Regions from separate parts of the Homo sapiens genome. Here region 2 is linked to region 1. Evidence: chromatin loops called from intact Hi-C (ENCODE). Cell type or tissue: psoas muscle. All regions are shown on one strand. Each heading gives the region's core, and the rest is flanking DNA. Links, peaks and the distances in the headings are about the cores only. Region 1 holds the start of MYH13 (myosin heavy chain 13). Region 2 overlaps MYH13 (myosin heavy chain 13).

What was found. Hi-C counts contacts between places; a loop is a spot of excess contacts. Peaks named below come from ENCODE experiments on the same cell type or tissue, not always from the same donor. Only the 100,000 strongest peaks of a DNase experiment are listed, where the experiment ranks them.
Region 2: a loop joins it to region 1, with 2.4 times the contacts of the local background. A loop is called at or near these places in 2 of 110 quality-filtered maps.

What each region holds. Positions count from the first base shown.
Region 1 is chr17:10,369,210-10,381,941 of GRCh38, forward strand. It overlaps MYH13 (myosin heavy chain 13), which reads right to left and starts at 3,797. Exons shown (of 41, transcript NM_003802.3): 1 at 3,770-3,797; 2 at 2,000-2,050. In psoas muscle, for the core only: no CTCF peak of the experiment used is centred there; no DNase peak of the experiment used is centred there.
Region 2 is chr17:10,312,033-10,324,764 of GRCh38, forward strand. MYH13 (myosin heavy chain 13) reads right to left here. Exons shown (of 41, transcript NM_003802.3): 23 at 11,990-12,232; 24 at 9,500-9,676; 25 at 8,319-8,464; 26 at 8,121-8,211; 27 at 6,758-7,147; 28 at 3,867-3,993; 29 at 3,661-3,779; 30 at 1,126-1,322; 31 at 542-725; 32 at 1-44. It overlaps LOC107985004 (a long non-coding RNA gene), which reads left to right. Exons shown (of 5, transcript XR_007065617.1): 2 at 5,466-5,835; 3 at 6,423-6,517; 4 at 8,360-8,480. Among named protein-coding and RNA genes, the nearest start is that of MYH13, 55 kb to the right of the region's middle. In psoas muscle, for the core only: CTCF peaks have their summits at 5,387 (motif pointing right) and 5,588; a DNase peak (open chromatin) is centred at 5,409.

The sequences.
Region 1 (12,732 bases), core at 1,888-9,887:
ATATGCATCCTCATTTCAGGGATAAATTTGTAAAAAATATAAAAAAATCAGAATTGATGGAAATAGGGTAATATTTGTTTAACACTTAGGAAGCGTGCTACATCCATGTATTCTATGATATAAATCAGTGTTTGTCAAACTTAAATGGGCATATGAATCCTACTGTGAATATTCACTAGGTCTGGAGTTGGGTTTGAGCTTTTAAATATCTTACAAATTTCTCAGCTAATGCTGATACAGCAAGAATATAAGGTAACTTTAAAAACAAATAAGAAAAGAAAATGAATCAATGTAAATACAAATATTAAGTAAATTGACAGTATTGGTGTTAACATGGCTATTGCAAAACTTGTGATGGCAATAGGAGAATAAAGTCTGAAGTCAGGGAAAGGCTGCCATAGCTGATAGTTGAGCCATATTTTTAGTCCTCCTGGAAAAACAAGGCTTTTCCCTGTGGGCCTCACTGACAGTTTTCAAGTAGAGATTTTTTCTCCCTTCATTTACTCTAACCGTGACTCAGAACCCAGTATCTCCTAGTAGTATTACCTAGATGATGTTTGAGTTATCCCTCCATATTCCTGCAATGGTGCATCTAACCTAGTTGGATACTTTTAGGCACAACTCTTTTCCCTTTGATAGGCCAAAGATTCTTCTTGCTTTAAATTAAAATCTGGCTCTCCATTTGTTCTCCATTTGAACAGCAGAAAGAGTTCAAACCTTCCTACGTGACAACTCTTCACCCTTTTGATGGCTGTTCTGTGTTCTGCTTAGCTTTATCTTCTCCATGCTAAATAGCCTCAACTTCCACTGGTTCTTCTATGATGTGCTTTTGAATCCCTTACCATCTCAGTCACTCTTCCCTGAACCCACTCCTGTTAATCTTTTAAAGTGTGATATCCAAACCACATGTCACCCTCCACTGGAGTGTGCCCTCACCTCTCTTGACCTAGGTGTCATGCTTGAGGTGGTGATTGCCTGTTGGCAGCCACGTCTCACACTGCTGACGCACCACTCCGTGTCGAGCAAAGCCCCTCAATCCTCTCCGTGCATGCAGTTGCTAAGTCAGATCTTCTCCCTATATTTGTGCAACTGTGAGTTGGGACCCAGGGGAAGACCATTCATTTTTGACTGATAAACTTCACCTTGTTAGATCTGACCCAAGTCTCTAGGCATGACTCATGCTGCCCACTGAGCACCACCCTCTAGAGTTTCCTTAATTAGCCTCTTCTCTGTTCCAAGAGCAGGACCTGCTTCCAACGTTGCATAGCTGTGCCCCTTCAACCACTCTGTTCCTGTCTTTAAGGGCCTTCTAATTGAGATGACTACCCCCGCCTGCCTAATCTCCATCACCCACTTGTGAGGGCTCCTCTCTCTCTGTTTACCCTCTGTGTACCATGACACTACTCTCAACTTTCATCCCTCTCCTGGGAATTTCACCGCTACTGTGTCTTGTCAGCAATGATGTGCTCATGATTCAATGACAGCTTGGCTTTTTTGGTCCCAATTCATCTAGAACTACCTCTAATAAACACACGTTTTAAGGGGATAGGGTTTTTATTACCGCACCGGGCATAGGATTGAACGGATCCCTCCCCATTCCTTCAGTATTACACGTGAGGGAAGGTGCAGCTGTGTGGATTCATGGGTGCAGACTCTGCTCAAGGAGCAGCAAAGTTAGCCTTTGTGTGAAGACTGCATTTGGACCCTATGAACATCATGTTCTGTGCCAACTAAGTACTGTGTATTGACTTGGAGCTTGTATGTCAAAATTCTGCATTATATTTCGTACATTTCAGTGTAATGAGCAAATAGGAGAAGCCATTCTTCCTTTGGTAAAACCTGTATATATTTTAAAATCTACCTTTAAGAATAGTTAAGTTATTGGTTTCAAACTCATCAATTTCGTCTTCTTATGAGTGTGGCAAGAATGAGAACGTGTAAAATGATGTTTGCTAATTTCAATGATTGCATTCATGATCAAGCTGAAAATAACCCTTACCTTCTTGGTTCCCAAGTGACAGTCAGTGTCCTTCAGGAATAAAGCGTCTTCCTGGGGATAATTTGAGAAAAAAAAACAAACCAAAAAAACCCAAATGAGCTACAAAGAGTTTAAATAAATATAGAAACCATGTTTGTTCCAGTTTATCTACCTTAAATAGATACACAGTAGATGGTGTGGAATGAAATAAATTTGCTGTTTTGAATTTTTACTTTTGATTAAAATCATTATTCTTTAAATAGTTGGTTAATTACAACATTTAATTAATACTCTCTTGAGAAACTTCTGTGTGTACAATGTACTGTGTCAGCTCCTTAAGGGGGTATGAAGAGGAAAGTACAGTATCTGCCCTATAGGAATGCAAAAGTTAGTAAGGGATAAGAGAATGCTCAAGTAAGTCTTTGAACAGGATTAAGACAAATTTTTAAGGAGTCTAAACAAAGTACTATGGGAACTTAGAGAAACCGCTTCTGACTGGGGGGCTGTGAGGGGTCAGGGAAGAAAGAAAGTAGGGAGGGGAATGCTCCAGATTGCAGCTTGGATGCTTAGGGGCAGTCACCTTTTTTTGGCAATAGGAGAAAAGTTATAAATTGTGGACAAAGACTTCTTTATTCTCTTCAATGCTCTAAATTCCTCCTGCAGATGATGAAGGTAGGGCAGCTGAAAAGTCACCTGGGACTAAGGAATCTCAGCTCTAGGAGTTTATAAACTACGTGGCTATCTCAAGGAGGCATGAGTGTCTGAAAAATTTTCAATATCAAATGTAATCTAAGCAAACTTCCCAATTACCATTCAGTGCTTTTATGGAGCCAGGGGAATATTTCATGAAGCCCTATTTAGGCAGGAACAGACACTTAGGATTTGGTTTACTATCCTTGTTGCCTCCTTCCTTCTCCGTCTTTAATGCATCTTAAATAATCTCCAGTTATATCCTAAAATTCTCACAATTTCTTAAAAAATTAAAGTATTACATACTATATTCTGAATCCTCAATTTAAAAAAATATGGAGGCAGAGCTACAGAAATTCTAATATCAGTTCTGTTAAGTAGCTGGTATGATTTCTTTGGGTTTCTGTTTCCTTCCGTAAAATGAATCAGATGCACCAGAAAATCTCCAAGATTCCTTTCAGCCCTATGAGTCTATAACAGACAGTTCTCCGTAGAGATGGTGGCCTGAATTCAAAGTATCACAAATCTCTGAGGGATGCTATTGCACTGTCAGACACAGTCCAGTCCCAAGTCCATAAAATATGCCATGTGAGAACAGTCTGCAAACCAGTCAATTCATATCAGACTATGACACTTTGTAAGATGGGTAAGATGCTTGGGATTATTTCCTCCCACAACCATTTTTCAGAAATCCTGACATGGGAAACAAATTAAATAAACATAAAAATTTCAAATAATAGCTTAAGCAATCACAGAAGAGATACCACAAGTTACCAAGTTAATTTGCTAACTGAACAGTATAACATTGACCTAAATAATCAGAGGAGGAATCATGCATTATACTCAGTTTTGTTCTGCAGGTGAATATTTTTTGTCTTATAATTGCTTATATTCTTGTCTTTTCACCCCTTGTAAAAGTTTCTTGAAAGGCAGTTGTCTTGTCTTTCCATCTTGTCTCCAACCTTGCCCTCAACACAAGACCTTGCACTTAGTAGGCCCTCCGTAAAGGCTACTTTATTGTCTTCCCCCCTTGACTGGTAACCTGATCAGGTGCAACTATAGCTACGTGGAGCAAAAAAGTGAGCACTTGTGAGCACTTACCTAGAGATGCTGCGGTCACAGCAATTTCAGGAGTGTGACCCCCCAGCTCTCTTTATACTCCCAAATCTGCCAGCCCAGCACTCTAACTTGGCTATATTTGGGGGAGCACCATTTACTTGTTAGATGTAAATGCGTCGTAGCCCTGATCTCTCACTCTTGTTAAGTTACTTGGATAAATGACCAGTGGAGGCTGCATAATGCCAAGTCAGCTGCATAGGGATTTTGACGTTGGACACAGATCTTTGAGACTTAGAGAGTCCTAGGGGCTGAGTGGAACTGGAGCAGAGTGTGCTAAGAAGGTCACTGAAGGGCAGAACCACAGGATGCTTTGTCAAGCAATGGGTGATCAGTAGTGTGGACAGTAACTACACCTCATTTACCCAGCATTGGTATGGGATGGTGTGCTTCTCATCTCAGAAATCTCTGGAAATTTAAGGTTGACCTTTTAACACATCCAGTCTTATTTATGTATTTGTTTGTTTAAAAATCTACTGGAAGAAAAGCTTTCCAAAATGTATTTTACATTATCCTGCTCTGTGTAACCTACTATCTTGAATAGAATTTAAGTTTTTCTTGATCACTCTGGGGGTCTGGGAGATGATATAATAAAGTCATCAAGGATCTGGTTCTTAGTGGATCATGCCTGCACTAATTGTTCCTGCTGTGAATTTTGGTGTATACTTTTATTTATTATTATTATTATTATCGAAACAGAGTCTTGCTCTCTCCTCTAGGCTGGAGTGCAGTGGCGTGATCTTGGTTCGCTGCAAACTCCATTTCCCAGGTTCAAGCAATTCTCTTGTCTCAGCCTCCCAAGTAGTTGGGATTATAGGCATGTGCTATAATCCCATGTGTTATATATAGGCATGTGCTATAATCGCCCAGCTAATTTTTATATTTTTAGTAGAGACAGGGTTTCACCATGTTGGCCAGGGTGGTTTCGAACTCCTGACCTCAAGTGATCCTCCCGCCTCGGCCTCCCAAAATGCTGGGATTACAAGTGTGAGCCACCACACTTGGCCTTACTTTTTAGATTTTCTGTCTTTGCCTTCATGGCCAGCCTCTCAGGTATAATTTCTTTCTGTGGTAAGTTTGTCTTTACTAGCCTGATTTTGTATTATTGATTGGGAAAGAGATTACAAAATTAAGATCAGGCTAAAGTAAGAGTAAATAAGTTCTGAGTGCAGCTCTAGTGGGTTCTAATGAAAATACGTGGACTTTGTGACAATTATAGTTACTTAGGAGTTTTTTTATTTTTTGCTAAAATATAAGTGATGTTTGACTATGTAGGAACAACTGTATATGTAGAAGTTAGAGCCATTTACTGCAATACAGTGTGATCTGTTTAAATTGTATATAATCAGTGTTTGTTGAATCAAAGTTTCCTTAATCAGTCTCCAGTGGGTAGAATTTCATGTAGGTAGGGCATTTCCAAAAGATAGTTTGCATTAATCAAAGTGAATTTTAGACCAGAGGAGGAGCAGGTAGAGATAGGACTTCCACAAAGTATTTTCTCTTCCTTCCTTCCTTCCTTCCTTCCTTCCTTCCTTCCTTCCTTCCTTCCTTCCCTCCCTCCCTCCCTCCTTCCTTCCTTCCTTCTTTCGTTCCTTTCTTTCTTTCTCTCTCTTTCTTTCTCTTTCTTTCTTTTTTTTTTTTGAGACAGAGTTTTGCTCTTGTTGCCCAGGCTGGATTGCAATGGCGCGACCTCCGCCCACCACAACCTCCGCCTTGTGGGTTCAAGCGATTTTCCTGCCTCAGCCTCCCGAGTAGCTGGGATTACAGGCATGTGCCACCAGGCCCAGCTAATTTTGTATTTTTAATAGAGACGGGGTTTCACCATGTTGGTCAGGCTGGTCTCGAACTCCCGACCTCAGGTGATCCGCCTGCCTTGGCCTCCCAAAGTGCTGGGATTACAGGCATGAGCCTGGCTTCCACAAAGTATTTTCTAAAGTAGATTTGACAGAATGCAGATTGGGAGGGTCGCTTCGAAATAAATGGTCCTGTGGTTAAATGAGCTTAAGAAATGTGTTAAACTCTATTCCCTCCTGTTAGAGATTCATCATAAATATTAGCATATTAAGGGATGTGAGAAGCCCTTCAGTAAAGAAATATGAATACTTTTTTTTTAGACCTGGAACTTCCCTAGGTGATTTGATGTTGGAACACAAACTTATTTATTTCCTGTTCCAGAAAACAAGAGAGGAAAGGCTGAAGGACATAATCCATAGCAAAGTTCTGGCCCAGAAGAAAGCAACCGAGAGTGATCAGCCCTAAGCACAGTTGCTTTTATTTGAGGTGCAGCCTTTTGCATGTAGCAGATGCTCAGTAAATGTTCGTCCTGGTGAATAAATGAATCAAGATGACTCATAGGGGAGTCATCCTGACTCATGTGTTGAAAGGCCTGAAGTGATAAGAAAAGAATGGAATCAGACTCTGAGTTTCATTTAATGGTAATAATTAAGACTTAAGAACTAGGCTGGGTGCAGTGGCTCACACCTGTAATCCCAGCACTTTGGGAGGCCGAGCCGGGTGGATCACTTGAAGTCAGCAGTTTGACATCAGCCTGGCCAACATGGTGAAACCCCATCTCTACTAAAAATACCAATAAAATTAGCCAGGCGTGGTGGTGCACACCTGCATTCCCAGCTACTTGGCAGGCTGAGGCAGGAGACTCGCGTGAACCCAGGAGGTGGAAGTTGCAGTGAGTGAAGATGGCACCGTTGCACTCTAGTCTGGGCAACAGAGAAAGACTCCATCTCACATAAAAAAAAAAAAAGAAAGAAAGAAAGAAAAGAAAAAAGACTTAAGAACTCACCACATGCCAGGCTTTATCCATATTGATTCACTGAAGCTTTATAATAGTCCTGTGAGGTAGGTGCTAATATCATTTCTATTATACAACTACTGAGAGTTTAAGCAATCTGCCCAAGGCCATACAACTAGTCAGCAGCTGAAATGAGTTTCAAGTGCTCTCTGGCTCTAGAGCCTATGCCTGTAACATCTCGTTTTTGGAAATGCATCATGTTTGAGTGCCTACTTGGTATTAGACTCTGTGCTGGGAATGGGGAACAGGGGTATGAGCTAAGATCACTGCCCCAAAGGAGCTGACAATGCAGATGGGAAGAGAAGTGCATAGACATGAAAAGGATAAATCACTTTCCCAGATGAAACTATCCTAAACTGATTGGATTGTGGACAGTGGATTCGACGTATGTACAAGGTATTTGAAAAACCATAAAGTGTGTTGTATATATAAAATATTAGCAGAATTGTTATAATAATAACATTTTATTTATTTTGAAGGAGGGAAAAGATCTGGACAGAAGTAGTGACTGTAGATAATAATAATCTTTTAGTACTTTTTGGTTTAGATGACGATTTTATATATTTTATTATGTTTATTTTTCTCTACCAGGCTGAGAGGTTTATACGATTCATATTATTATTATTCCCACGGTCTAAATGGGGAAACTGAGGCCTAAAAGGGTAAAGGATTGGCTAAAAGGCCCCACAGCTAGTACGCAATTGAACCAGAACTGAAATCCAGGATTTCTGATTCCAAAGCCACGCCTTTTCCCCTAGTCTCTCCTGTCCCTTAAAGGAGGCAGACTTTTAACTGGGTGAGGGGAACAGGAAGGAGGTTCTAGGCTTAGGGAACTGAGGGATCATTGCTTGGAAACAAGTCTTCCCAGGATATTTTAGGAAGGTCAACTGGGAGAGCCAGGCCACAGCACAGGACTGGGGTGGGGTCGGGGGTAATACGGAGGTGAAGGCAGAAGTGGGCTGTGCTTATTTGTGATGGATTTTCAGTGCCCAGGAAAGGAGTCAGGCATTATTCCGAGATCACTGGGAGGCCTTTTGAGGTTTGTGAGCAGGAAAGTGGGCAGATTACACACACACACACACGCACACATGCACACTCACGCACACACACACATATGTATTTGAAGATGAGTCTAGAACTGGTGATATGATGTAATGGTGGCAAGAGAACCTGGCGGCCTAGAAGCAAGTTGTGACTATTGAAAAAATCTTGGTGTAAAACTTCCCTAGATGATTGGACAGGTTCTGATGACTCGTGGGGGCAGGCAGGCTGTTAGATGCTTAGACTTTACCCCTCAATGCCCCTGCGCTTTCAGATCTGTGTTAAAATTCCCCACAGCACCGCAGGGTGGCTTTCGCAGTGGTTGTGAGTCCTGGTGGCTGGTGGTTCTGAGTCCAGCCCTGGTGGCTCTGATTCTGCCATGCAGAGTCAGGGAGAAGAGCATTGCGTGGGCTTGTAGTTTTTCTTCTACACTGTCCCATTTAGGCAAAGCAGGAACAGTGAAATTTCAAACCCCAAGTGGTAAAAGAAGTGTGTATTAGGGACCAAGTGTGGTGGTTCACACCTGTAATCCTAGCACTTTGGGAGGCTAAGGCAGGTGTATCACTTGAGGTCAGAAGTTCGATACCAGCCTGGCCAACATGGTGAAACCCCATCTCTACTAAACATACAAAAATTAGCTGGGCATGGTGGCAAGTGCCTGTAATCCCAGCTACTTGGGAGGCTGAGGCAGGAGAATCTCTTGAACCTGGGAGATGGAGGTGGCAGTGAGCCAGAGATTGCACCACTGCACTCCAGCCTGGGTGACAGAGCAAGACTCCATCTCAAAAAAATAAAAAAAAGAGGTGTATATTAGGGCCCATTTAAGACCTTTGTGAGTTCTAGGCTTATTTTTTGAGGCTCTACCCCATATTATATCAATATATTAAAATCTACTCAGTGTATATTAACAATCACTTACACTGAATATAAAAAATAATCGGCCAGGTGCGGTGGCTCATGCCTGTAATCCCAGCACTTTGGGAGGCCTAGGCGGGCGGATCACGAGGTCAGGAGATCGAGACCATTCTGGCTAACACGGTGAAACCCCATCTCTACTAAAAATACACACACACAAAAATTAGCCGGGCATGGTGGCAGGCACCTGTAGTCCCAGCTACTCAGGAGGCTGAGGCAGGAGAATGGCGTGAACTCAGGAGGCAGAGCTTGCAGTAAGTGGAGATCACGCCACTGCATTCCAGCCTGGGAGACAGAGCGAGACTCCGTCTCAAAAAAAAAAAAAAAAAAAAAAAAAATCATGGTTAAGTCATCATAGTTAAGTGTTTGCAGAAAAAATTTTTAAAAAATTGGTGTAAAATGAAGAGGGCCTCAATTACAGAGAATAAAAATGAAGTTCAAAAGGAAGGAGAGAAAACTCAAGAGGTCCCCTAAAGGCAGGACCCAAAGGGCTTTGATGACTGCCGAGTTTGGGGGGCGAGGAGTCGTCAAAGGATCCTGCCTGTCATGCAGACCTCATTTCAGCCTGGAATCTAGGGCCACGACACCAGCCCAGAGGAGACACTGAACTGGAGAAAGATGAGTGTCGATTTTGGACATATTGAGCGTGAGATGATGTGGCAGAGATAAGGGTTCAAAGTTTAAAGGAGATGTCAAGGCTAGAGATGTCATCCTCTATGTTGGGGGATATCATTTGTCTAGAGGTGATAATTTAAACTCTTGTGAAAGTTTAGCGCTCACAGGAAGGCTAGGTGTTGCGGACATGGGAAGAGGAAATGAAAACAGAAAAGGAGGAAAAAAGTAAATAAAAATAAACGAGGTTCATTCTGCAAGTAAGCAAATACCAAGTGAGAAGCAGTAAGATCTTGCTGGAGTCAGAAGACCTGAGAGAGTCCCCAGCTTACTTCTGCCATTTTCTGACTGGGGTGAGCCCCCCTCCCTTCTCTTAGCAACTCTGGAGTCTTTCCCCTTCAGCTGCAAAATCAGAAAAAATTTTTCTGTTTCTGTCCAAGTCACGAGAATGATGCAGGGACCTAATGAAATCCTGTCTATGCCATCTAGATGTGGCTATCTCTGTGTGCAGTCTGCTTCTATCCCATCCCAAACTGTACATTTTCATGTCCACCCACCCTGACCTGGTCTCAGCATATAATCCACCATCCCCCAAAATCTAAATGAGCAATGCAGAATTTACCAAAGATATTTTAGGGGAGACATAGAAGAGGATTATATTACATACCTCAGAATACATTATCTGTTTCCATCAGAAATGTCTGTTCTACAAAGTCCATTTTTTCTTTACACTGATGCTGGATGTCTTTTCCTTTCTTCCTTTCAGGAATTTCTCTGCACCCCTAGGGTACTCAGTTGATCCTCTATTATGTGGAATCATTTAGCTCTGCCATAGACATGCATTTCTACTCTTCTGGTTACTCAGCAACATAAAAGTCATCAAATAAAGAAGACCACTTTCATCTTTAGAAACAAGTTTGGTCACCACCTATTTTTATTCATATAGGCCCTTTTTCAGGGGGAAAGGGACTCATCTTTTTCTTTCTTTTTTTTACAGCTGTATTGAAGCATAATTGATATACAAAAAGCTATACACACTTAAGCACACAATTTTATGAGTCTGGACATATGCATGTACCATAATCAAGGTAATAGTCATATCCATCACCTCTGAGAGATTCCTTGTTTTGGGGTTTCATCATCTCTATTTCATCACTATTCCCCCAAGTCCACAGCTCCCACCCCACACTATCAGCCCACCTCTCTCAAACCTGAGAGGAGTTCTATGACTGGAAATTTTCTTCAGTCTTATTACAAAATCATTTCGTCTACTCAAAAGTGAAGGTAACTTTATTATTAGTGTCAAAATAAGTCAAGGGAAGTGATATTTTCAAGAGAGAGGCTATCATGAAGAGTGCTACAGAGAAGCTGGAGAAAGAGAGGACCAGGAACAGGGCATTGGATTGGCCAGGGAGGTGATCCTGACAGCAATGTCAGCAGGATGGTGGGGGTGGCAGAAGGGATTAAGGAATGAGCAGGTGTTAAGGAGGAGGAAAAAGTTTTTCTGATTTTCCTAGGGACACATCTCTTCACAAATCACTATTTAAGATGCTTTCAGAGGAAATGTCAATGTGGATAGCGCAGTGGGAAGAAGGAGGCAGTAGCAAGGCCAAATAAGACTAGGAAAAAAAGTGTGATTGAGGTCACTCCTCAGAAGGCTACTTGAGAAGAAAGGGCAATTAATTGTGCTAATAGTGGGATCATACCTCACCCCTTACAACTCAGGCTATCTCAGGGCTTATGTAACAGATGAAATTTCAAAAAGCAGCAGGACGTTTTCCAGCCAGGAACAGAAATTTCTGAGTGAAAGTCACATTGGTGAATGGCCCCCATTCATATTTGAATTGCCTAACTAAAGATTTGAATGATAATATAGATTCTGGAACTAAAGGAGGCTTTGAATATTGTCTAAAGTAACTCCTACCTTACAGAATCAGAAATTGAGGTTCTAGACAGTTTATCTAATTCATGCTAAGCATAAAATTAGTCCCCTCTCCATTCTACTCTCAAACTCAACAGAGCAAGTTTGGAACTCTTTCAAATAGAATATATAAACTTCTTCACTGCTGGTATTTATATACTGAAAATGTGCAAAGCAAAAAGTTCATAGGGGTTATCAAAAGCATTATTTAAATTGATTATTAAATGTCAATGAGAAAAGAGACTTATCACAGTTTTGTAGGTGGGAAAACTGAGGCTTGGTGAGGATAAATGACTAACCATACGGCTAATAAGTGGCAGAGTGAGAGCTAAAACAAACATCTTTTGACTCCAAGTCCAGTTTGTATTTTCACTTGAAGACAGCTGCTTCTGGCTTTACAAGATCCTGTAAGACACTAATGCTATCAGAATTATACATGCTTCTCAGAATTACACATAAACTAGGCATCCTTCACCGAAAATAACATGAAGAGATTGTGTGGATGACCTGAGAACATTGTGTTCAGAGAAAAAATCCTACCAGCTAGGTCTGTTCAGTAAACTGGAGACTTTCCAGCCTGGCTTCATAGCTTTGACTCATGTCTGTGAGAGTTAGGATCTCCTGCTGTTTGCTTCCTACCTTGGGGTCTATTTGCTGTGTTTTGGTTACTTCAGCTGCTTAAAACCTCATTAGAGCTAAGGAAAGCATGATTGATTACTTTTAACTACTACCACTGAGGTCTTAATGTGTCCTAAAAAAGCTTGTTGGATGCAGTAAAAGTATGTACTTATATCATTAAAATCTGCATGATAATGCAGTCACTAAGAATGGACCTTGACAATCAGAATGCTGGGTCACAAATTCTGACTTCACTATTTAAGCTACTTGAATTTGGGCAAGTTACTTAATCTTTGTCAGCCTCAGTTTTCTCACCTGTAGAATGGGAATGTTAACAGTAACTCAGGAGGTTCTTGTGGCAATTAAGTGAATTAATGAATGCATGGCAGGTTACTATTTGGATGTGACATGATAGTTTGGGAAAGGGGAGAGTGGTTGAGGCTATGTCAACAGAGAACCTTGTGATTTTGAAAAACATGAGCTTTCTTCGGTGAACGCACCAACCACTGACAGTGGCAGAGGGCTTTGGGAGCCAAGTCAATGTCTCCAATGTTGTTCATGTCTTTGATGCTGCTGTCTGGTGAGGCCCACCAGCTGCCAAAGCCTGTCCACTGTCTTTTTAGTCCTCTCATTCTACCCAGTATATGTAGCCAATTTTCTGTGTAGATTCATTCCTCCCCACATAGCAGTAAAACAAAACAGGGAAGATAGGAGCCTGGATATCTGAAAGTAGGTGACCAACCATGCCAATTTGTTTGGGGCTAAGGGAGTTCTTGAAACTTTCCATTTTAAAACCAGGACTGTCTTGGGCAAGTGGTGGTAAATTCATCACTATACCTGATAGGTTGTTGGAGGGTATCATGGCAAAGTCCTCAAAATATCTACCTAAATTTTGGTTTAAATCTTTTCACATTTTTTCCATGTTTTTATGTATTCTTTTTTGTTTGTTTGTTTGAGACGGAGTCTCACTCTGTCACTATGCTGGAGTGCAATGGCACGATCTCGGCTCACTGCAACCTCCTGACAAGACAA
Region 2 (12,732 bases), core at 1,610-9,609, 57 kb before region 1:
TCAGCCTGGCTTTCGTCCAGCTTTTGCTTCCACTCTGCAAGGACCTGGGAGATGACAAAGGGACATGGGAGAAGCAGAAAGCAGGGGTGACTCAGAAGAGTTCATGCAAACAAGGGCTGTCAGTAACACCAACGTTTTGCCCTTCCATCCTTAGGGACTGAAGAAGGAGGAGGAGCACTGTTCTAGATCAGGGACCCCAAACTGTGATATCCCTGCAGACCCTCTGCTGCATTCTCACAGACATTATAATCTCAGTGGAACGGAATTAGCTTTCACTAAAAATAAAATTGCCTTTGGAGGGACTGTCACAGTAGTCAAGAAGACACCTCAAGTCCCTGAAACTGGGAAATGATGCTCCAACTGGGGGCCTTCTAGGATGTGCAGGTATCTCACACATCTAAGCGTGAAACTGTTGTTTTCACCACTGCCACTGCAAAACATTTGTCCCTTTTCCAAATTCAGGTATTTTCATGTAAATAGCATTTCCCCAACTTGAATTATCCTCATGCCATCTTCACAAAGAAAGCGGCTGGGGAAGGACCTTGTCGAAGTTCCTCTGCTTCTTGTCCAGTGTGGCACAGGCGGTGTGGGAGCGCTCCAGATCCCGCATCAGATCCTCCACCTCTCCCTGCAGCCTCTGCTTGGTTTTCTCCAACGATGCGCACTTGGAGTTCGCCGTCTCCGTGTTCTCCTCTGCTTCCTGGAGCCTCTGGGCCAGTTTTTTCCTACGAAAACCAGATTTTTTTTTTCCCCTTCGCAAAGGTGGAATATTTCAGTAGGTAACTGTCAGATGGGAAGAGAAATGAATAGCGTGGAAGGGACTGGTGTTTGATGAGACCAAGACCTAGGATTTGGTGAGTGGGGAGGATCCAAGTGTCACCGAGAGATTCTCAAAATGCTTGGTGGCAAAGCAGGTCCCTAAGGAGCACCTCCAGGGAGCTAGGTGGAATGGACAGTTCCCGAGAAGAAGGACAGGGAGACCCCCAGAGGGTGGGGGGTACAATCCGAGTGTTTCAGAAACCACAAAGGCGTGGGCAGGAAAGAATCTCTCAAGATATGAAGACTCCTGGTCCCTTGGCTTGTGTCCTCGGGCCCCCTCTGCTATTGCCACCCTGGAGCCCCTACTTGGCCTCCTCCAGCTCCTCTGTGCGCTGAATGGCGTCCGTCTCGTATTTGGTCCTCCACTGGGCAACCTCACTGTTGGCCTTGGACAGCGCCCTCTGCAGCTCGGCCTTGGCTTCCTGCTCCTCCTCATACTGTTCCCGCAGCAGGTCACAGTCGTGGCGGGAGGACTGCAGGGCGTGCGCCATGGCGTTCTTGGCCTGGGAATGACAGCGGTGACAAATTGCAAAAACATTTGACCCTTTTCCAAGTTCAGGTATTTTCATTTAAATCGCTTTCCCCCAACTTGAATTATCCCTATGCTGTCTTCACCAATTTTGCCATATCAGCATATCACCTGGTTTATTTAATTTTTTTTCAAGTGGACTCCTTAATTATATTTAAATATATTTAACAAAAGAGTAAACTGTCACAGGAAAGTAAGTGGAAAACCATTGACATTTGCCATAAACAGAAGGTAACCATAAGTGCAATGGAAATAAAGCAATGTTATCATGTCTAGCTAGGTACTGTTGCCTGCTGGGACTCCATGCCTGGGGTCTACCCTCTATTTCTTAATAGGGTAAATAAGCAAATGCTAAGGAAGTGTGGTTCACACTGAGGCCTTTTCCTTGATATAATCAGAAGGATTGGAACAATTAAAAAGGGAATAATTTTCTCACTACTTGATGCAATGGTATGGAATGCTGTGACCAGGAGAAGCCTGAAAGCATCTTTTGATGTCACCACTGGGCTATGTCCCCACACTGGGGATTGCTGATGTGAGCTTCGCTGTTTCCACGGCTGGACTTCCTCCTCCTAGGCAGAGAAGACATGCCTAGAGGCCTCCATCCCTCACTCCCTCCCATTGGAGGGATGTAAGGGCAACAGTTTAGCTCCGACTATAATGGCCACAAGACGCCCTCTGGTGCCACCATCAAAGAGAGAGTTCTGTCAGCCCACTTCAGTAATTTGTACATTTTCATCTTTTTAAAAATGCAATAGACCAAGCGTGGTGGCTCATGCCTGTAATCCTAGCAGTTTGGGAGGCCGAGATGGGCGGATCACCTGAGGCCAGGAGTTTGAGACCAGCCTGATCAACATGGAGAAACCCTGTCACTACTAAAAATACAAAACCGGGCATGGTGGCACATGCACGTAATCCCAGCTACTTGGGAGGCTGAGGCAGGAGAATCACTTGAACCCAGGAGGCAGAGGTTGTGGTGAGCCAAGATCGAGCCATTGCACTCCAGCCTGGGCAACAAGAGTGAAACTCCATCTCAAAAAAAAAAAAAAAGGCAATAAATGACACACTTTGCCTAAGAAGGAAAACTCAGCTGTTGCTGTATTCTTGCCAAAGGACAGCCCGCTCCTGCAGTGGCTCTTCTCAGTACTTGTTCAGGCTTGGGTTCTCACCACTTCCCCTTTCCCCTCATCTACCAAAGATCTTTACCATACAACAGAAAGATGGGAGACAAATATGGCGCTTGTCCTTTTTCAGAAGAAAAAGGTGGAGCTTGGGAAAATTCCAAAAGATTGCCCTATAAGTCTTAGCCAGCGTACAGCAACCTCGGAATTCCATTCATGCAGTTTTTTGGACTCTTAGTCCCCTATTCTGATACTTGAATATGAATTGGCAGCACCAAGTACCTACTGTGTGCACTGTTCTGCTAGGCACAGTAGGTACAGTGGGGACAAACTATTCTTGCCCTCCATGAGTTTATAGATCTGTGGGGAGACATGTATTATAAACACAATATCTAGACATTGAAATCAAGAAGGTGATGATGTTCATGTTTATGCGACTGTCTCAAGGGTGCTCCCAAAACCATGGAGCCTTCTTGGAGGAGGGGAGCTTAAAATCAGGTGGTATAGGAGGTGACACATCAGGAATAATGAAGAAGAAAGAGGAGGGGGATTTCAGGTGGCCAGGATGAATTGCTGGGCAGAATGATCAAGTGTGTGCAGTGATGGGGAGGAGGTGCCCTGGCTGGAAAGGGGAGTTTCTCAGACCACCCTGCGGGGGACAGAGGAGGCCAGGGGATGGACCACCATAGGTACGGTTTTCTATTCCTGAAGAAGGAGATCCAGTGCCAAGGTCCTCTAACCTTAAAGGACAGGTTCCCACCATGCTGCAAGGCAGACAGGAGAAGCAACAGGTTTCTTTCTTTCTTTCTTTAATGGAGTCTCGCTCTGTCTTCCAGGCTGGAGTGCAGTGGCGTGATCTCAGCTCACTGCCACCTCCGCCCCCTGGGTTCAAGGAATTGTCTGCCTCAGCCTCCCGAGTAGCTGGGATTACGGGCACCTGCCAGTACACCCAGCTAATTTTTTTTTGTATTTTTAGTGGAGACGGGGTTTCGCCATCTTGGCCAGGCTGGTCTTGAACTCCTGATCTCGTGATCCATCTGCCTTGGCCTCCCAAAGTGCTGGGATTACAGGTGTGAGTCACCGTGCCCAGCTGCAGCAGATTTCTTGATGTAGCACTGCTCTGACCAGCTTCACGGGTGAAGTGGTCATATAGCCTGGCTTCTCAGGTTCAATCTGACTCTATATCTTTACCTTGGTTTCTTCTTCCATTTGCCTCTTAAGCTCCTCCAGCTGCTGGGTGAGGGCCTGCTTGCTTTTGGTCAGCTGTGAAATCAGAGACTCCTTCTCTTCCACTCGGTGGCTCAGCTCCCCTACCAAACAGATGTGGCCCCCACGTCAGTGTTACTGACCACCCTCTCCCATGGCCCGGCTGGACCCAGAGCCCTGCCCATTCTCACCATTTTGGGTCTGCAGTCTTGCTTTCTGCATGTTCAGATCATGGATCAACTGTGTCTGTTGCTCGTCCTTGGCTTTGATTTCACTAAATTGATCTTCTACCGTCCGGCACGTTCTTTCTATGTTACTCTTTAACAAACAGAAAGTCAACACGAATGGGAAGAAATGGATTCCTAGTGCCCAGCATTGAACTGAACAGTGTAATCATTTAGTTTCTTGTCAGGTAAAATAAAAATAAAAGTACAGAACAAAAAAAAGTTCAGTTTCAAAAAAATCATAATCGGCCAGGCGCAGTGGCTCACGCCTATAATCCCAGCACTTTGGGAGGCCGAGGAGGGTGGATCACCTGAGGTCAGGAGTTTGAGACTAGCCTGACCAACATGGTGAAACCTTATCTCTACTAAAAATACAGAAATTAGCCAGGCGTGGTGGTGCATGCCTGTAATCCCAGCTACTCGGGAGGCTGAGGCAGGAGAATCGCTTGAACTCGGGAGGCGGAGGTTGCAGTGAGCCGAGATCATGCCATTGCACTCTAGCCTTGGCGGCAAGAGTGAAACTCCGTCTCAAAAAAAAAAATCATAATTATTTCAGATTTGTGAATGCAGCTCAATCACCAATCACTTGGAACATCAGGTAGATAAGTATTTAATGATTTGTAAACAACCCTTTGAGAAGATGTCACTTTTAAGTGGATCTTTGGGATCCTCTTGTAATATAAGTGATTCGTGAATAATTGCAAGCAATACAAGCCTGTGAATATTTGCAAGCAATATATTCAGATGACAGTGTTAAGCATTTCATTCAATAACACAGAAGGTTCCCCATGGTGCAGGCCGTATGAAGAGATTCACCTCTCTGGCTTCCAGTTGGCCTGTATTTTTGTGAAGTTTGTTCAAAACCCTTGTGTGTGTTGACCTTTCTCTCCTCCTGCTGCTCCATAAAATAGAAAATAAAATGTATAGAGCATATGTTTTTCTTTAGAATGGTAAGTATGAGATGGCAGTGGAGGAAGCAGGGACACTAATTCCACGGGCGTCCTGGAGGAGCTTAGGATCTCTTTGAGAAGATGACACGCAAACATGAAGGAATCAAAGCAGGGAGAGTTGAAACGCGATGGCAGCTTGCAAGGAGAATCGTCAAAGGGGACAACTGAAAAAGCGTTAAGAGACATGACGTGCTGCTTCCCCTGGATGTTAAAATTGAGAACAGAGAGCAGCACACGGCAATTCTGGAGATAGGGAGGCTGGAGTGGGGGCTGTTTATAGGCATAGTGTATGGGGGATGCTGGAGGCCCTTCCTACCCAGCTACCCCTGCAGGCTGGCCTGGCTCGCCGAGAGAGAGGTGTGGGAGGGGAACATTTACAGAACCAAGTTCTTAGAGGAAGAAAGAAAACCAAGGGAAAAAGGGCAAACACATGGGAAAGCAGGAAAGAAAGAGAAAAGGAGTCATCAGCCGGAGCCAGAGGCTGCAGTCGCGGAGTGAAGAAGCAATCAAGGAGGCACAGGGCTGCGTGGACGCAGACCCTAAACACTGGCAGCAGGGGGCGCTGGAGAGACCACTCTAGTTCTCTGATTCATATCTCCCTTCCTTTTCTGGACAGATGCCCTGACCTTCCGGGAAACCCTCGGTGAGAGGCCCACAGCCTCGCTTCTAGGGTCACCACTGCTTCTTCCAGTCTAGCCAAACAGCTCCTAGTACAGCTCAGAGCACCCTGCAAGGAGGGCACGTGTTAAATCGAGGAGCACACATGCTCCACGAGGAATTCTTTGCTTTGAGGCCATGCACAGAGGTGGGTTCACTATGAAGCTTGTGAAATAAGCTTCAGGGCCCGCATTTGCATGGGCCACAGAGAGTCTGGGAGCTGCAGAAGGTTCAAGGGAAGAGGAGCCATCACAAGCAGAATATTCTAGAAGGCATTTCTGGCAAATGGCCCAAAGAGGCCTCAGGAGAAAAGAACTTGAGTCTTCAAGGTAACCTGCGACTTTTTTGTCTCATTTTAAATATCAACTTTCATGCCTAATTTTTATAAGTTTGTATACTTTTTTCTTAAAGAGCCCCAATCGGCCAGGCACAGTGGCTCATGCCTGTAATCCCAGCACTTTGGGAGGCTGAGGTGGGTGGATCACCTGAGGCCAGGAGTTCAAGACCAGCCTGGCCAACATGGTGAAACCCCAACTCTACCAAAAATACAAAAATTAGCCAGGCCTGGTGGCGTGTGCCTGTAATCCCAGCTACTTGGGAGGCTGAGGCAGGAGAATTGCTTGAACCTGGGAGGTAGAGGTTGCAGTGAGCTGAGATGGCGCCACTGCAATCCAGCCTGGGGAACAAGAGCGAAACAGTGGTGCCAGATCATCCAATTGTGCTTGAATCAAGTGATCTTGATGCTTTGGTCTGAAAGTTTGTGTCCCCCCAAAATTCATAATTTCCAGTCCAGTGGTGTTGGGGGGTGGGGCTTTTGGGAGGTGATAAGGTCGTGGGGGTGGAGCCCTTATGAATGGGATTAGTGTTCTTATAATAGAGGCCTGAGAGAACTTGTTCACCCCTTCTACCACATGAGGATGCAATGAGAAGGCACCATCTGTGAGGAACAGGCCTCCGACAGACACCGAATTTGCTGGCACTTTGATCTTGGACTTCCCAGCCTCCAAAATTGTGAGTGATAAATTTCTGTTGTTTATAAATTACCCAGTCTAAAATATTTTGTTACAGAAGCACAAATGGATAAGACAAAGGACGTGAGTAAATTTGAGGAACTAGAAACAGGCAGAAATAGGGAAGAGGGTTTCAGTGTAGAACATGCAGTGGTTTGGAGGCATCAAATTACACGTGCCCAGGGGCAGGTGGCCGTCGGCTGCCTTGCATTCTCCAAGAGCAGAAGGGCCAGTCAGGTACCTTTGACTTGGAGAGAGCCTCGATGTTGCTGGCCATGTCGTCAATCTCCATCTTCAGCTCGCTCTTCTCCTTCTCCAGCTTCTGCTTCACCCGCTGCAGGTTGTCAATCTGCTCCCCAAGCTCGGCCACACTATCTGCTTGCTTCTTCCTCAGGGTGGCTGCTGTGGCTTCGTGCTGCAGGGTGGCCTCCTCCAGGTCCCTGCGCATTTTCTGGAACTCAGCCTCCCTCTTCTTGTTCATCTCAATCTGGGCTGAAGTGGCCCCACTGGCTTCTTCCAGCCTCTCGCTGATCTCCTCCAGTTCCCTGGCCAGATCTGAGCGCTGCTTCTCAATCTTGGCTCTGAGCGTGTGTTCCGCTTCAATTTCCTCCTCCAGCTCTTCTATGCGGGCCTGAAAGGATTACTCTATCAGGAATGTTATTGTGGAGGAGGGGGCAGCCCCCTTTGAGAGGGGCTGGGTGTTGAGGAATTGCGGGTAGGCAGCATGAGGTGGGTGGGTCATTTGAGGTCAGGAGTTTGAAACCAGCCTGGCCAACATGGTGAAACTCCGCCTCTACTAAAAATACAAAAATTAGCCGGGTGTGGTGGCGGGCGCCTGTAGTCCCAGCTACTCGGGAGGCCGAGGCAGGAGAATAGCTTGAACCTGGGAGGTGGAGGTTGCAGTGAGCTGAGATTGTGCCACTGTGCTCCAGCCTGGGTGACAGAGCAAGACTCGGTCTCAAAAAAAAAAAAGAAGAATACATTATAACATTAAATTGGTGAAAAAACTTGGAAACAACCTAAGTGTCCATGGATAAGAGAATGCACAAATCGATTGTGATGGAGACTTGTTCTAGAAGTCTATGGAGCAGGTAGACACAAATCCACGTCTATCATGGATAGCTCTGCAGATCATGTTGCCAAAAGAAAGGAGCAAATTGCAGAGTGATACTCTCAGTGTGATATGCTAAGAATATGAAGAAACAAGAACCTTTTCTGCATGTGTACTATATATTTTTTGGGGAGTCTTAAATGTGTACAAAAACACATAGCAAAAGAGGCAGAAAGATGCACATCCCAGTGAAATTGGCAATTAATTCTCAGAAGACGGGGAGGGCACTGGGCTTAGGGATGGCGATCAAAGCACCCTTAACAATAATATTTAGCTTTACTGGGCCTATTTTGAGCCTTTGCAAGGAAGTATGTTTATGGGTTATTCAGAACATTAAAATATTATTTTCAAAAACTAAAGGAAATGACAGGACATCTTCTCTAGCTTTAGCAGGAGGAAGGAAAGAAGCAGCTAAAGAAACAAGGGGGAAGGAGTGAGGAGGGGCGCTCTTGCAAAGGGATTGTCATGATTGGGAAGGTTTTGATGCTTTTACTTGCAGTTCTTTAATCTTCTTTTGAAACTGCAAACTGTGGACTTGTTCGTCATCTATTTTGGCTTGTAACTGACTGAGTTCAAACTCCTTCCTGCAAATAGATTAAAAAAAAATAAAGAACATGAAATACAAGCCTCTTGGAGGGGGTGAAAGTTGGCTTTTAGGCTGAGACACAGAGGTGGTAAAAGAAATATCTACTTTTTCAATTTCTCTTCTATTTGCTGCTTGTCATTTTCTAGATCCATAATGGATTCCTGGGACATTTTCAGATCTCCTTCCAGCTTCCTCTTCGCCCTTTCCAAGTCCGCCCGCAGTTTCTTCTCCTGCTCTAAGGAACCCTCAAGCTGAGAAGACACACAGGTAGAAAATTAAGCCCCTGCTGGGGAAGTGTTTGCCCCGTTTATCCAGTGTAGCCATACACGTGGCCTGGGGCTTCCTGGGGCTCCTGTAGGGTGCTGGCTGCAAGCCTCTGGCCCCAGGAGGAAGCAAGTCTTGCCCCTACCTCCCCTCTCTTCTGTCTTCCAGAAAAGACTACCCAGGGTGGGGCTGGATCCCTCAGGGGCCTCCTGGTGCCTCTCTCAGCTGATTCCCACCTGGCCTGGCCCAGACTATGTTCCCTGTAGGGGTATGGTACCCATGGGTGCACACTCTTGCACAGACAATACAAATGGGGGCTTCTGTGGACAGCACTGTGAAGGTCTGTGCTACACACCATCACGCCTTGCCTGCTAACATTATGCAACCATGGGAGGCAAGGAATTCGTGTGTGTGTATGTGTGTGCACATACACACATGCATACATAGGAACAGGAAAAGGGTGTAGAGGAGGAGCACACCTACCCTGGGCTCAGAAACATTAAAGTTATCTAGAAAATCTCTAGCCACAATAGTGAGTAAAACCTGAAAACTTCAAACGTGGCTCTTACATCAAGAACAATAATGTCATGTGACGGGGGCAGAAATAGTAATTTTCATGGCCACAAATGGAACTCATCTTTAGTAACGTTACAACAGGATTGGAGGTTTTGGAACCCAAAGGACCTACAAGTGGATGCTAATAATAATGATGATGGTGATGATAGCAATAGTAGCAGCTATGTTTTACTGAACACTTTCTGTGTGCTGAGCTTTCTGTGAAAACCCTCTGAGATGGAGCTATTTACATCGCCATTTCACAAGGCACAAACTGAGGCTTTGCAAGGGTAAGCAGCTTGCTCAGTATCCCAGACTCCTTCAGGGTCAGGGTGGGGCTGAGATCTGAATTTAGGGATGCTGATTCCAGAGTCTGACCTCTCAAGCCCTGTGTCCTAGTTAGACTGTCTCTTGTCTGTGCTTCCACAAGTGATAAATGCTAAAGCATAGTAGTAAAATATCCTCACATCATCTGTTTGCTGTTCAAGCTTGGCATTTATTTTGATTAGACCATTGACTTTATCTTCTTCCACCTGAAGATCATCCAGTGTTTGCTGATGGGCCTCCTGTAGAGATTTCTTTTCTTTGGTCAATTTGGAAATGTTTTCTTCAAGTGCTGTCATTTCTTCGGAAAGATTCTTTACCTGGGACAATATTAACACCGATTTAATATGGAAACGATTATGCCAGAAGCTTCCATCAACAAAAGCTATTGCTTCTTTGCTCATTTTTCCTTTTTCCCTTTTCTTTTTGGCTACTACTTTTTTACCTCCTAGAATTGACAGACTCTCAGTTCTTTATCTTCCTTAACGGTCTATCATGGTGCCTCAAATTCTCCCATTAGGATTATTCATTTAAGGAGGGCATTATATTTTACAAGGAAGGGCGCTTTTAAAATGCAAATGTGCTACCTCTGAAGGGTAAAACATCAATCTATATTCGCTCATAATATGTCTGTGGAAATGTGTTTGTTAGGTTGGCTGAATAGGGTTTAGAATGAGGCAGGAAGGGGAGGAGAGGCGTGAGGTCCTACGCAAGAAAATTCACGCCGGGCGCGGTGGCTCACGCCTGTAATCCCAGCACTTTGGGAGGCCGAGGCGGACGGATCATGAGGTCAGGAGATCGAGACCATCCTGACTAACATCGTGAAACCTCGTCTCTACTAAAAATACAAAAAAAAAAAATTAGCCAGGCATGGTGGTGGGCACCTGTAGTCCCAGCTACTCAGGAGGCTGAAACAGGAGAATCGCTTGAAAACAGGAGGCAGAGGTTGCAGTGAGCTGAGATTGCACCACTGCACTCTAGCCTGGTGACAGAGCGAGACTCCGTCTCAAAAATAAAGACAGAAAGAAAGAAAGAAAATTCAGAACGGGAGTGCTGTGTTATCAGGAAGCAGGAGGAGGGCACCCAACACGGAACTTGAAGGAAGTAAGTGAAACCTTTTTCCACATCCAACAGGCTTCCAGATCAGAAGTTGCTAACTCCTAATCTATGGGCTGAATCTGGCCATATTTTCTTTAGTCCACATAGTGGTTTACAATGTTATCATTTACAATGTTACAGTTGTTTTTTTTTTTTTTTTTTTTTGAGAGGGAGTCTCACTCTGTCGCCCAGGCTGGAGTGCAGTGGCGCAGTCTCAGCTCACTGCAAGCTCCGCCTCCCGGGTTCACGCCATTCTCCGGCCTCAGCCTCCTGAGTAGCTGGGACTACAGGCGTCCGCCACCACGCCCGGCTAATTTTTTGTATTTTTAGTAGAGACGGGGTTTCACCATGTTAGCCAGGATGGTCTCGATCTCCTGACCTCGTGGTCTGCCCACCTTGGCCTCCCAAAGTGCTGGGATTACAGGCATAAGCCACCGCACCTGGCCCTATATTTCATTTTCTTACATTTTTCCACCGTTTAGCAGTAGGTATTTAATATTTGGTGTGCACACGCCATTGCTCCTAATGGCTACGTAGTGCTCCCTGCTGTGTTATCTACTACATTTTAGTTCTCCGTTTTCCCCGTGGTGGACCCTGGCACTGCCTCCAGCTGTCTCCCGCAAGCAATGCCACTACAAACACCCTAGGACATGTCGCCTTATGGACAGGTGGAAGAATTCCTTGATCTATACACCCAGGAGCAGAATTGCTGGGTCGTAGGGTATCTGGATTCTTAATTTGACTGAGTAATTCCAAATAACTTTCCCAAAGGCTGCATCAGTCTCTGTCCTGCCGGTACCCGCTCCTCTCAGTCAATCCTTGGTGTTATCCAGTCTTCTGCCTCCTTCACTATCTGCCTGACCCCTGTAGGCCTTCTTGTTTGCAATCCCTGTGCTTGGTGCTATGGGAACTGAAGAAGAATATGAAACAGTCCTTCCTCTCAAAGAAATGCTAGAAGTTTGTGATACAGCCAGGGAGGGTTGAGAAGAGCCTATGGGGCCGGGCTCACACCTGTAATCCAAGCACTTTGAGAGGCCGAGGTGGGTGGATCACCTGAGGTAAGGAGTTCGAGACCAGCTTGGCCAACATGGTGAAACTCCGTCTCTACTAAAAATACAAAAAATTAGCTGGGCATGGTGGTGTGTGCCTGTAATCCCAGCTACTTGGGAGGCTGAGGCAGGAGAATTGCTTGAACCTGGGAGGCGGAGGTTGCAGTGAGCTGAGATGGCACCACTGTAGCGAGATCTGCCTGGGCAACAGAGCAAGACTCCATCTCACAAAAAAAAAAAAAAAAAAAAAAAAAGAAGAAGAAGAAGAAGAAGAAGAAGAAGAAGAAGAAGAAGAAGAGTCTATGGGTAGAAAAGACACCAGAGGACAGAACTTGTTGGGACTTAACTACCCTTCACCTTGACGCCAGCCTCTCATTTCTGGGCAATGTTATATTGACTGGACTCCTACGCCACCCTTTCTCCTCCTTACAGAGAGAGAGAGTGAAGCCTGTTAAGACACTGTGGGAGTCCCTTGGGTTTGCTCACCTTGTTCTCTGTGGCATGCTTCTCCTTTTCAACTTTCGTCAAGGTCAGCTCCAGGTCATCAATGTCTCTCTTGAGAGAGGAGCATTTATCTTCCAGATTCCTCTTCTTGGCAACCAATTCAGAATTCATCTCCTCTTCCTCTTCCAATCTCTCCGTCAGCTCCTTGACTTTTGCTTCCAGTAGGATCTTGCTTTTGATGAGTCCTTCACACCGTTCCTCAGCGTCCATCAGATTTTCTGTTTCCTGAAAGAACCAGGTCATTTTATGTTTTGATTGGCCTCTTTGAAAATGCTACAAAGAAAGGGTATCACCCTCTAAAAGCTTATTATCTACACCTAAGCCAAGAAATGGGTCATGCACACACATGCACGCACATGTGCACACACTGCACACACACGTGTACATAAACTTAGATATCACCCATAAACACATTTTTTCTTTTTAGATGGAGTTTCTCTCTGTGGCCCAGGCTGGAGTGTAGCGGCATGATCTTTGCTCACTGCAACCTCTGCCTCCCAGGTTCTAGCGATTCCCTGCCTCAGCCTCCCGAGTTGCTGGGATTACAGGCATGTGCTACCATGCCTGGCTAATCTTTGTATTTTTTTGTAGAGATGGGATTTCACCATGTTGGCCAGGCTGGTCTCCAAACGCCTGACCTCAGGTGATCCTTCCGCCTCGGCCTCCCAAAGTGCTGGGATTACAGGCATGAGTCACTGCACCTGGTCCATATACATGTTTTTTTT